4 separate regions of the Homo sapiens genome follow, and regions 2, 3 and 4 are each linked to region 1. A link is a contact called in ENCODE Hi-C or POLR2A ChIA-PET data. All regions are on one chromosome and are shown on one strand. The core of a region is the stretch at or near the end of the contact, and the rest is flanking DNA. Distances in the headings are between cores, read along the strand shown.

What was found. A loop is a pair of places that touch in the nucleus more often than their neighbours do. ChIA-PET counts read pairs that join two places held with the same protein, here RNA polymerase II (POLR2A). Pooled maps may share reads with other maps.
Region 2: a map of CD14-positive monocyte shows a loop between it and region 1 (7-fold over the local background). The contact joins the enhancer-like site here to the promoter of POR in region 1. A Hi-C loop is called at or near these places in 2 of 168 maps with a recorded cell type or tissue (CD14-positive monocyte and endothelial cell of hepatic sinusoid), 4 of 37 single-sample maps with no recorded cell type and 9 of 50 pooled maps. POLR2A ChIA-PET finds 5 or more read pairs at or near these places in 9 of 52 experiments (AG04450, GM12878, HEK293 and 6 more).
Region 3: a loop to region 1 is called in a map of CD8-positive, alpha-beta T cell, with 12 times the contacts of the local background. The contact joins the promoter of TMEM120A here to the promoter of POR in region 1. A Hi-C loop is called at or near these places in 50 of 168 maps with a recorded cell type or tissue (B cell, CD14-positive monocyte, CD4-positive, alpha-beta T cell and 29 more), 29 of 37 single-sample maps with no recorded cell type and 41 of 50 pooled maps. POLR2A ChIA-PET finds 5 or more read pairs at or near these places in 28 of 52 experiments (A549, AG04449, B cell and 24 more).
Region 4: a map of heart left ventricle shows a loop between it and region 1 (2.8-fold over the local background). The contact joins the enhancer-like site here to the promoter of POR in region 1. A Hi-C loop is called at or near these places in 5 of 168 maps with a recorded cell type or tissue (GM12878, IMR-90, ascending aorta and 2 more), 3 of 37 single-sample maps with no recorded cell type and 20 of 50 pooled maps. POLR2A ChIA-PET finds 5 or more read pairs at or near these places in 25 of 52 experiments (A549, AG04450, CD4-positive, alpha-beta T cell and 18 more).

Annotation. Positions count from the first base shown.
Region 1 is chr7:75,913,867-75,916,705 of GRCh38, reverse strand. POR (cytochrome p450 oxidoreductase) reads right to left here and starts at 1,551. Exons shown (of 16, transcript NM_001395413.1): 1 at 1,527-1,551. MIR4651 (microRNA 4651) reads right to left here and starts at 1,509; the gene lies at 1,437-1,509. LOC124901680 (a long non-coding RNA gene) reads right to left here. Exons shown (of 2, transcript XR_007060393.1): 2 at 2,212-2,410. RefSeq lists a silencer at 1,344-1,833 and an enhancer at 2,094-2,143.
Region 2 is chr7:75,841,636-75,844,521 of GRCh38, reverse strand. No RefSeq gene overlaps it. Among named protein-coding and RNA genes, the nearest start is that of CCL24, 29 kb to the right of the region's middle. RefSeq lists an enhancer at 1,370-1,589. Within about 2 kb of position 1,542, at least 13 of the 41 ENCODE cell types and tissues checked have a DNase peak (open chromatin) inside an H3K27ac peak, as active enhancers do; they include CD14-positive monocyte, GM12878 and PC-9, where a contact is called at or near this core.
Region 3 is chr7:75,993,127-75,995,892 of GRCh38, reverse strand. It overlaps TMEM120A (transmembrane protein 120A), which reads left to right and starts at 1,298. Exons shown (of 12, transcript NM_031925.3): 1 at 1,298-1,403. The coding sequence starts at 1,323. RefSeq lists silencers at 1,057-1,506, 1,517-1,576.
Region 4 is chr7:76,010,346-76,013,363 of GRCh38, reverse strand. All of the region lies in intron 5 of STYXL1 (serine/threonine/tyrosine interacting like 1), which reads left to right. Among named protein-coding and RNA genes, the nearest start is that of TMEM120A, 17 kb to the right of the region's middle. Within about 2 kb of position 1,678, at least 9 of the 41 ENCODE cell types and tissues checked have a DNase peak (open chromatin) inside an H3K27ac peak, as active enhancers do; they include ascending aorta, endothelial cell of umbilical vein and heart left ventricle, where a contact is called at or near this core.

The sequences.
Region 1 (2,839 bases), core at 302-2,801:
AATTTTGGAAAATTAAGATCACTCCTAAGTTTCCACACCACCACGCAACTGGCAGCTAGCATCCCATTCTCTGAAATGCGGATGTTGTACAAATACTTTTTATAATAAGCTATCTGCTCAGCGAAAGTTTCCAACATTAGATGGCATGAAGGTCATAAGTAGCTCAAAAACCACTCTCTTAAAAGGAAAATAAGAACTCCTAAAACAGCCCTCCTCCCAAAAAAAAGGAAGTGGACCTTTCTGGGTTCCCTGGTTTACTAACTGGGCCTTTGGAGCTGTTCTCCTGACCAAGCCAACCCCATAACCACTCAAAAGGGATTTCCGTAGGTAGAACTTGCAAATGGTTAATGAATCAATGCCTTCTCCATAAAGCAAGACCCAAGGAATTACAGCAGTGAACAACGGTGGGGATACTGGATCCCCCAGAGGGTTCCATAAACGTTCTGCTTACAAGGAGGATTAAAGTTCTCGATGCCACTCTCTGGGACCCTGTCTTGATCCTCAGAATCTCAACCCTGTGGGGAGAGCAGGGTGGCTGTCTTACTACCAGACCCACTGATCAGAAAACGGAGGCTCCAGGAGGTATCTTGCTTGCCAAGAATCAAACCAGGGCCACCCAGTCCAGTCCTGTCTCCTTTTGTGCTGGCATCATTCTCCAGCTTGGCCAAGCTCAGAGGCAAGGCAAGGCAAGGCTGCAGCTTTAAGGGTTTAAGAGAGGAGACAGCCACTTTCATTGAAACAGCCCCAAACTCCTTATTAGTGGTCACCAGTTTACACAAGGGTAACTCGTTTTGAAAAACAATACGCAGAAAGTCGAAGTCAATCAAGCTCACTGAAACCTCTACTCTCCTCCCCCTGGCGCCCAAGAGACCTTGAACTCTTACCCAATTGCTCCCCCGATCTAAGGGTGTCCCGGCTCCCCCAGGAGATCCGGGTACCTGTGTTGTGGGGGCCGCCGAGACACCTGACTGCGAGGGGCACTGCCCTCAGGGATGCAGGCCGGGCTGGGGGGCTCCCGTGATCCATCGACTCAGCCCACCTGATGCTGCAGGGTTAGATTCGGGTCCCATGAGCATGCATCGAGCGCCTCTCACGTTAGGTACCCCCAGAATTCGCTGCCTCCCGAGGCCCATTCATCGTACAGATGGGGAAACTGAGGCTCGGAGAGTTAAAGTGGCTTAGCCCGTGGGGGGCGGCGGCGCGGGGACTGGACCCCGAGCCCTGAGATACCGAGCCCTAACCCTCAGCCGAGGGCCTGCCGGGCTCTCTCGGCCCAAGCTGTGGAAAAGTCGACCCTCAGGCCGCCGCGGGAGATCAGCTCTAGGGGAAGGGCGACGCGGAGGAGGGCCGGGGTGGGAGCCATGCCTTCCGCCCGAGCGTCGGGCCAGACGCGCAGTGCCCAGGCCCGAGGGCCCACCCCGACGCAGAGAGCCAGGCGGCCGCGGTGAACTGAGGCGCCCGGCAAACCCCGAGTCTTGGGGCCCGACCTCACCCACCCCGCCGTCGCCGCGAAAGATAGCACTCACCGCTGGCAGCCCGGCTGCTCTCTGCGGGCACCTGGGCAGGGCTCAGGCCCACACCACTGAGGCGCTACCACCGCCTTCGCCGGCCGCGGGGGTGGGGGCGTGGCCATTGGGCCGCCGCCCCGCCCACTCGAGCCGCGCGTGCATTCCCGGAGCCCCGCGCTTCCCCCTGCAAATTTGCGCTCTTGGTACGGCCCGGCCCGGCCACGCCCCCTCGCGGCTCGGCTGGGTCGCCCGGCAGAGAAATGAAAGTGCGTGGTTCCGGGGGTGGCGGAGTCGCCTGGAGACGGCGGCTGCGGCTTCTACAGCTCGGACCCTGCAGGTCACCGGGCCGGCTGCCCACCTTCCCGGGGATCACTGCAGAACTGTGGCTGTGCGCCCGCCGGTCTAGCCTCCTCCTTCGGGCCGCCGCTTGCTTGTGATCGCCACATTGTCTCCTCCACGGCCCTGTTTCCTCACCTGAAATTGGCGAGGCTTCAGGCCCAAGTCGTCTCCCTGGGTTCCCTCCATCCAGCCTGACGGCGGAGGGCGCGCGTTTGTTTTTAGAGACAGGGTCTCGTTCTGTCGCCCAGGCTGGATTGCAGTGGTGCAGTCACAGCTCACTGCAGCCTTCAACTCCTGTGCTCAGGCGATTCTCCCACTTCAGCCTCCCAGTAGCTGGGACTACAGGCGCGCCACCACACCTAGCTAATTTTATTTTATTTTATTTGCAGAGATGCGGTCTCGCTATGATGCCCAGGTTGGTCTCGAACTGGTCTCAAGTGATCCTCCCTCCTCGGCCTCTCAAAGCGCTGCGATTACAGGCGTGAGGTCCCACACGCTGCCTAGAGCTCGCTTTTGAAGGCCGGCCTGTTGGGGGTGGGAAGTGACCAAGCAGGAGGCAAGCCCTGGATGGAAGAGGAGTGGGGGGATACAGAGAGCTTCTGGGGTTTGAAAAGTCTGGCAGCCTTGGTTGGGGAGTGAAGCCCACCTCTGCCTCCTGCTATGGTTTCTACTTTACAGGGTCATGAAGATTAAGTGGTATAACCTTTGTTCCTAAAGGATTTAGAGCACGGCATTACTAAGTGTTCTCATCGCCATTGTTATTATTACTACTACTACTATTATTACTAGCTGTGCTGTGAATTCCTTTTGCAACACTGTGCAACTCACTTCTCTCAGAGCCCCTTCTCCATCTTTTAAAAATAGCCCAGGCACGGTGGCTCACGCCTGTAATCCCAGAACTTTGGTAGGCTGAGGTGGGCGGATCACCTGAGGTCAGGAGTTCGAGACCAGCCTGACCAACATGGCAAAACCCCGTCTCTACTAAAAATACA
Region 2 (2,886 bases), core at 293-2,792, 72 kb after region 1:
CGACCTCAGGTGATCCACCTGCCTTAGCCTGCCTCCCAAAGTATTGGGATTACGGGAGTGAGCCACCAAACCCAGCTCCAAATTTTCTTTTTTTAAATTAGCCATGTGTGGTGATAAGCACCTGTAGTCCCCACCACTCAGGAGGCTGAGGTAGGACGATTGCTTGAGACCAGGAGGTCGAGGCTGCAATGAGCTGATTGTGCCACTGCACTCCAGTCTGGCAGTGAGAGTGAGATTGTCTCAAAAAACACAAAACAAACAAACAAACAAAATAAAGACAGGGTCTCCTATGTTGCCCAGGCTGGTCTCGAACTCCTGGGTTCAATCAATCCTCCTGCCTCAGCCTCCCAAAGTGCTGGGGTTGTAGGCGTAAACCATCATGCCAGCCTCTATGGGAGCCATAAAGTGGTCTATGTAATCACACACTTGTCAAACCAATTCTATCCGTGATTCTTGGGGAAATCTGTGAAGTCCCATCTATCTGAAGAGATGTTGTGGAGGCTGAAATAACTCCATCTTGGAAGCTAGGCTTCTGATTAACCCTGGTTCCAAGAATGCCTCTAAGATTTCCAGTTTATCTATCATTCCTTATATAAAAGCGCATACTTACCATTAATCCTGCCCTTATGCCAGAGGCGTTAGAACCAGAGTGACTCCATCTTGAGTGAGGGCTAAGAAAAATGAGGCTGGGGCTTGCTGGGCCGCACTCCCAGAAAGTGAGGTATTCCTAGCCTCCAGATGTTTACAGTTAAGGGAACAGATTGACAATGTTTACTAAACAGACCCAGACTTAGGAGTGTCCTGATATCCCGATATCTTGACAACAGAAGCGTTCCTACGATAATTTCGATTCTTGCGAAATACAGTAAGAAAATTAATCCTTTATCACAAACCCTTGTAGCAGAACACATCTCCCCATAATCTTTTCTTATGCTATATATAAACAAGTATTGTCTCCAGGGTGGACACATTCCTCCTCTTCCTAACCTGTCTGTGGAGTAGCTGTGTCCTTCACCACGTTACTTTCCTAATAAACTTGCTTTTACTTTATGAACTTGCCCTGAATTCTTTCTGGCGCGAGATCCAAGAACCCTCTGTTGGGGTCTGGATCGGGACCCCTTTCTGGTAACACTTGGATCAAATCAACCTTGATGAACTCCTACTTACTGTAAATCCTGCCCTTAAGCAAATTCCTACACATTCCTTCTGGAGCATGTGCATTCTTTCCTTATGGTATATAGTTCCTGAGTCTGGGATGTAACAGCATGGAGATCTACCTGCCTTGTGGCCATCCAAGACGATGCTTCTGTCCATAGTTCCCCCAGTGAAACACCCCGTGATGACAAACTGGATTTGTCTGCCTCATTCTTTGGTTTCTTGGCTCCTTCTATACTTAGGGTTGTTTTGCATATAAGGCCCTATTGTGAAACAGATGTTTAATATGAGTCACTGTTCTGTTTAGAAATATACATTGTTGTTACTGTTGATCTCCACTTCTGCGGGGGTGTTTCCTGTTCTGGAAATCTCTCTGCTGGCCCCTGGGGCACCTCCGTGAATAGTGAAATGCTCACTACTTGGCAGGGAGACTTTCAGCTCTGAGTCCAGCCTGCAAACACCCCAATATCACTCTTCGCACAGAGATACAGGCACTGTGACACTAAGCTGGAGGCAAGGTATGTGGGGAGGCTGGCCTGGGGAAATAAAGCTATTTTTGGATCCAATAAAGCTTCCTAAAGCTGAGGCCACCTAAGAGGTATCCGTCAAATGCTTACCTTGTATAGGATTCTTCTGTGTATTTTGGTCCAGTGGTCAGCAAGAGGCCGGGAGCTACAGAACTACCCATCCAGGGCCCCAGGGAAGGTTAAGGACAGGGTTAAACCAGACTTCAATTCTCATCATCCTGATGCAGCAAGAAGGAAATGTCTGTTATCAGTGTGGGTGGGAGTTGTGTTTCCCCTGAAAGGAGTGGAAATTTCACTGAAAGTCATCCTGGAAAGAGGCCAGTCTTCGGAGACAGAAAAAAAAAAAAAAATGAAAAGGCTGGGCGCGGTGGCTAATACCTATAATCCCAGAACTTTGGGACACCAAGGTCTGCTGATCACTTGAGGTCAGGAGTCCAAGGCCAGCCTGGCCAACATGGCAAAACCCTTTCTCTACTAAAATTACAAAAAAAAATTAGCCGGGTGTGGTGGCACACACCTGTGGTCCCAGCTACTTGGGAGGCTGAGGCACGAGAATCGCTTGAACCCGGGAGGCAGAGGTTGCAGTGAGCCAAGATCGTACTATAGCACTCCAGCCTAGGTGACAGACTGAGACTCAGTGTCAAAAAAAAAAAAAAAAAAAGAAGCTTGGGGAGGTGGGTCTCAAAGACAAAACAAAAGCTTTTTCTCTCCCCAGGGCTGCTAAACCTGGATTTTGAGGCACAGACAAAAGATCTATGTTGTAGCTAATTTTCTGACAATTTGGCTATGCTAAGGTGCCTGTCTAGACATCAGTTTAGATGCTAACACCAGTCTAGGTGCTACTATGAAGGTAATTTTCAGACATGATTAACTTTTTTAATTTTTATTTTAGAGACAGAGTCTTGCTCTGTCGCCCAGGCTGGAGTGCAGTGGTGCGATCATAGCTCACTGCAGCCTCAACCTTCCAGACTCAAGTGATCCTCCCACTTAAGCCTCCCAAGTAGCTGGGACTACAGGCTCACACCACCACGCCTGGCTTTATTTTATTTTTTTTGTAGAGACAGGGTCTCGCTATATTGCCCAGGCTGGTCTCAAACTCCTGAACTCAAAGCGATCCTCCTGCCTCGGCCTCCCAAAGTGCTGGGATTACAAACGTGAGCCACCGTGCCTGGCTGTGATGAACATTTAAATCAGCAGACTTTGA
Region 3 (2,766 bases), core at 49-2,548, 79 kb before region 1:
CTCCCCCATCTCCCTATCCACGTTTCTAGAAATTCCTAAGGTCTTAAAAGTTTTCCTTTTTTTTACCCCCTTTCCTTTTTTTTGGAGGCACGGTCTTGCTGTGTCTCTCAGGCTGGAGTGCAGTGGCGCAATCATGGCTCACTGCAGCCTCAACTTCCCTGGGCTCAAGCGATCCTCCCACCTCAACCTCCTGAGTGAGTAGCTGGGAATGCAGGCATGCACCATCACACCTGGCTAATTTATTTTTATTTTTGTAGAAACAGGGTCTTGCTCTGTTGCCTAGGCTGGTCTCGAACTTCTGGGCTCAAGTGATCCTCCAGCCTCGGCCTCCCCAAAATGCTGGGATTACAGGTGTGGGCCACGGCACCCAGTTGGAAGTTGTTTTCCAAATGCACTTCTCCAAAGCTGGCAGCACCCACAGAACAAACTGGGCATCAGGAGACGGCACAGACTAGGGGACTGGTAGGGGATTAGGATGTCCATCCATGCAGGACCTTCCCCAAGTCCATTCGGCAACCATTCCCTGCCACCGCGTGGGTGGGGCTGGGAACAGAGAGATGAATGCCGTCCCACCACTTAGCGCGCTCTGTGGAGGGATGGGGGTGGGAGGGGGTGGGGGATTCCCCTCAACAGAAGGGCAGGCCTTCAAGGAGGAGTGGGGTTTTGCCAGAGGGGGAACGGCTTTACACACAGCCCTGGCTTTCCTCAGGGTGTGAGTTGGGACAGAGCCCGGGATGGCTGCAGAGCTCCGATTAGGGACCTCCTGGTAGGCAGGACACAGCCGCTGGAAAGTTTTAAGCATGAACATGATGGGGAATCAGCCTTGTGTTTTGGGAAGGGCAGTCCGGTGGCCGCGAGAAGGGACAGTGGAGGTGAGGCAGGGAGAAAGGAGGCCGCTGTAAAAATCCAAGCGAGAGAAGCAGCTCTAACTCCCTTCCCCAAAGAGGCTCAGCTTCCCAAGGACGAAAATGTTGCAAGCAGGTGTCACCTCCCTGCACCTTGGTTTGCTCTCAGCATGACGGGCCAGAGCCCTGCTGGCTGCACCACGCGGCTGGCACAGTCAGTGCAGTCCAGGCCCGGGGGCTGCAGCCGTCCCAGTCCCGGTCCAGGCCGCGAGTCCCGGGGCTAGCAACCGCCCTTGCATACGGCCCCGCCCATACCCCGCCCCTGTCCCGGATTGGCTGGGGTGGGGGGCGTGGCCTTTCCCCATTGGTGCCCGTGGCGGCGCGAGCCCGGAAGCGGACGGGGGCGGTGGCGGAGGAGCCTCGGGTGGGCCGGGGTTGCTGCGCCGTCCTCCACTACTGGCTACTGGCGCTGCAGCCATGCAGCCCCCGCCCCCGGGCCCGCTGGGCGACTGCCTGCGGGACTGGGAGGATCTACAGCAGGACTTCCAGAACATCCAGGTTAGCGCCGCTGCGGACGCCGGGTCGCCCCCGAGCCGCGTCTCGCTGGCTCAGGGTCAAGGGTCGGGCAGCCCTGGGTCAGGCAGTGGGGAGCTAAGGGTCAGGGGTCGGGGCCCTGGCGTCACTGCCAAGGGGGGCGAGGCCCCTGGTCCTGGTGTCCACTGCCACCACCTCCAGTGTCCGGGAACCCCGGCGGGACCCCATCGCGCTGGGCGACCTCGGCTTCCAATGAGGGCCTTGGAAAGGGGCCCAGACCCCGACCCCGTCCCTTCCCAGAAGAGAGCGGCCGCCTGAGTCACACACGGGCGGGCCCAGCCTTGGGTCAGCCACTCAGCAAACGCGCAGCGGGCAGCGCCCGAGAGGCAGCCCAGGTCGGGGGAGCAGCGTTTAGGGGGGTGTCCTCGGCCTGGATGGGGGACGCCCCAGGCAGAGGGATACCGCGCGCCGCCGAGGCCTTTGGAAGGAAAGAGGGGACTTGACAGGCCCATGTGGCTGCATCAAGGAGAACCAGGGGAGGGGTGGGACGGGTGGGAGGGGTGGGCGGGGCTAGGCCCTGCAGGGACGCTCTGGCCTGGCAGAGATCAGAGTCCCTCCGAGGCCAGTGGAAAGCTACGGGAGGAATTGTCTGGACTGAGCTCCCCAGGGCCACCGTGGCTGTTCTGTCCAGAGGCCAGGGAGGAGGAGGCTGTTGGCCTCATCCAGGCAGGGAAGAGGGCGGTGGCTGTGGGTGGGCAGAAGTGGCACGTGCTGGGGTCCGAGGGGGCGTGGTGACCCCTCCTGGGCATGAGAAACAAGATCCAGACAGAGTAGAGCCCTGGCCAGCTGATGGCTTGGTTAGCCCTTGGCCTCTCCTGGACTGGTTCCAACTGCTTCCTGTGGGCATTGAAACCCAGCTGCCCCTGGCCCTGCCAAGGCCCCTGCCATTGGTGCTTCTCCCCAGAGACTGAGCAGACCCAGTCTCCCCGCCTGGCCGCCGCTGTCCTGGCCACAGCCCCTGCTTGGCTCTCCTCACACTGCCCCTTGCCCCATCTCTAGGCTGCGCCTTCTTGAGACTCACCTACCAGGGCAAAGTGCTTGGGGAATCCTTGGGCCAAAGGTGCTAGGGGAAGGGAGTGGGGCTGGCCTTAGAGCAGGAGGCTCTAGGGTTGAAACCTGATGACCTTTAACCTGGGAAGAAGATGTCAGGGATTCCTGAGAACCTGAGCTCCTCCTGTACTGGAAGGCTAGATAGGCAGGAGGAGCTGAGAGGATAGAGGGGTGGCTCTGGGCTGCCTGCTTGGTCCAGGAGGTGGCCCTGGGGGCCTAAGCTCCAGACTCAAGGTAGGAGAAAGAGTCTGTCCTTGTAGGGTGGGGACAACTAGCA
Region 4 (3,018 bases), core at 429-2,928, 97 kb before region 1:
GTCTCCCCCATCTCCTCCACTTTTTTTTTTTTTTTTTTGAGACGGAGTCTCGCTCTGTCGCCCAGGCTGGAGTGCAGTGGTGCCATCTTGGCTCACTGCAAGCTCTGCCTCCCAGGTTCACGCCATTCTCCTGCCTCGGCCTCCCAAGTAGGTGGGACTACAGGCGCCCACCAGCACGCCCGGCTAATTTTTTGTATTTTTAGTAGAGACAGGGTTTCACCCTGTTAGCCAGGATGGTCTCGATCTCCTGACCTCAAGTGATCCACCTGCCTCGGCTTTCCAAAGTGCTGGGATCACAGGCGTGAGCCATCCTGCCCGGCCACAGTTCTTTATAAGGAACTGATGGCTGTCGGGTTGAAACAGTGAGCAAAGGTGGACCCATTCAGAGGGCAGGCTGGATGGTGGACCGATACCAAGGTCAGAAAGGCAGGGGCATGGCGGCTCGAGACCACCTCTTTTTTCTTGGCTGTCTGATTCCACAAATCCTAGCTGGATCCAGAGGATACAAAAATACACAAAAGTGGGAAGGATTGGTCAGGCACGGTGGCTCACGCCTATAAGCCTAGCACTTGGGGAGGCCAAGGCAGGAGGATTGCTTTAGCTCAGTACTTTGAGACCGGCCTGAGCAATATAGTGAGACCTTGTCTCTACAAAAAAATCAATAAATGGAGCTGGCTGTGGTGGCTCACGCCTATAATCCCAGCACTTTTGGAGGCCAAGCTGGATGGATCACTTGAGCTCAGGAGTTTGAGCCCAGCCTAAGCAACATGGCAAAACCCTGACTACCAAAAATACAGAAATTCACCGGGCATAGTGGCCCACCTGTCTTGTAGTCCCAGTTACTCAGGAGGGTGAGGCAGGAGAATTACTTGAACCCAGGAGGAGGAGGTTGCAGGGAGCCGAGATCACACCACTGCACTCCAGCCTGTGTGACAGAGTGAGACCCTGGCTCAAAAAAATAATTTAGAAAAGAGATGGGTGGATTGCTTGAGCCCAGGAGGTCGAGGCTGCAGTGAGCCGTTGCCATGCCACTGTACTCCAGCCTGGTTGACGAAGCAAGACCCTGTCTCCAAAAAAAACAAAAAGAAAATCAGCCAGGTGTGGCGACTCACACCTGTAGTTTTAGCACTCTGGGAGGCCAAGGCAGGAGGATTGCTTGATCTCAGGAGTTCAAGACCAGCCTGGGCAGTATAGTGAGACCCCCATCTCTATTATAATTCTTTTTTAGTAGAGACAGGGTTTCACCATGTTGGTCAGGCTGGTCTCCAGCTCCTGACCTCAAGTGATCCACCTGCCTCAGCCTCCCAAAGTGCTGGGATTAGAGGCGTGAGCCACTGCACTCAGCCTATTTTTTAATACAAAAAGAGAATCAGATATTAAACCCCTTTGTCCATCACCTAGCTCCAAACATTGTCAACTCATGGTCAGTTTTGTCAAAACAAAACAATTTTGAGATTCCAGTTTCTGCTGATGACTGGTCCTGTCTGTAGGGGAGGCAGTGGCTGGAAGCTGGACTGTGTCAAGGGACGCCCCGGGTATCTGGAGCCCAGAGAAGGGGCACTTGAGCTTCCCAGAGCCAAATCTGACGGAGGAGGAGATTTCGAGGAAGAGAACTGGGTGGAGTTGTCTAAGGCTAGCACCAGACTATGCAGAGATTTGCAGGCAGGGCCTGGTCCCTGGAGAGTGCCGTGTACAGATGTCTGGCTTATTGAAGCGTCTGAACACAATGGAATGTAAACAGAAAGTGGTTTTAACTTTTTCTAACAGTTGCCTTCAGCTGTGTTCCCCTTCCTGCCCTTAGCAACATCGTGAGCAGATTCCATACTTTCTGGCCACTTTTGGTTACAAAAAACTTCAATCGAAATCATAGTATAGAATGACTGGGCAAATGTGACTATTCACAGGATGTTTGACTGTGTTTAGGAATTGTTGCTTTTCGAAGGTTGTAGTGACATTGTTATGGTTATTATAAAGTACAAGTCCTTATCTTTTAGAAATACAGAACAAAATATTTACGGGTGAAATGACGTGATGTCTGGAATTTCCTTTCAAATAATCTGGGGTGAGGTGAGAAGGCAGTGAGGGTATAGAGGAAACAAAATTGGCCAATGAGTTGTTAATGTTTGAAGTTGGGCGATATATACGTTTTAGAGACAGGGTCTCACTCTGTTGCCCAGGCTGGAGTGCAGTGGTGCAATCATAGCTCACTGCAGCCTCCACCTCCTGGGCTTGGTATCCTCCAGCCTCAGCCTCTTGAGTAGGTGGGACTACAGATGCATGCCACCACAGTCAGCTAAGTTTTAAAATTTTTTGCAGATACAGGGTCTTGCTATGTTCCCCAGGCTGGTCCAAAACTCCTGACCTTAAGCAATCCTCCTGCCTTGGCCTCTCAAAGTACTGGAATTATAGGCATGAACCACCACACCTGGCCAACTAGTGTATAGTTTTGAAATAATGTTAAAGGAAGTAAAAAGACAGTCTAGTAGAAGCTAGGGCGGTTTAATGTTCCAACCTCAAATCTGAATCAAGTCTCATCTCTTCCCATGCCCTAGAGCTGGGCAGCCTAGGGTTTGCTGGGGGCACTCAAAGTAGGGAGGGATGGGGGTTAGCTTTAAGGACAGCTGCTCTCTTCCCCTCTTCTGGGCAGAGTACCTTTGGCAGTAGGGCCCAGAGTGGACCTGTCTGTGTGCCTGGCTGCGTGTTAGTGGTGGGAAAGTGCCTGCTCTCTGGCCCCGTCTGGCTGTGTGAGCTGCTGGTAGCCTCTGCTGCTGGGTTTCTCGGGACCCAGCTCAGCCTCACCCTGGCTCCTTCTGGGGCTGAGGATCTCCCAGAGAACGCAGCCAGTGGTGACTCCCTTCAACCCCTGCCAGGCATCTCCTCCAACTTCCTCCCCTTAACTTGGAAGCCCATGACCCGTCCCCTGCCCCGCATGCCCACATTCCTTCACCGGAATCGTAGAAGGCAGGGACTCATGCCTGAGGTCAGACATGTTCCCAGATCCAGGGTATGCATGCCTGG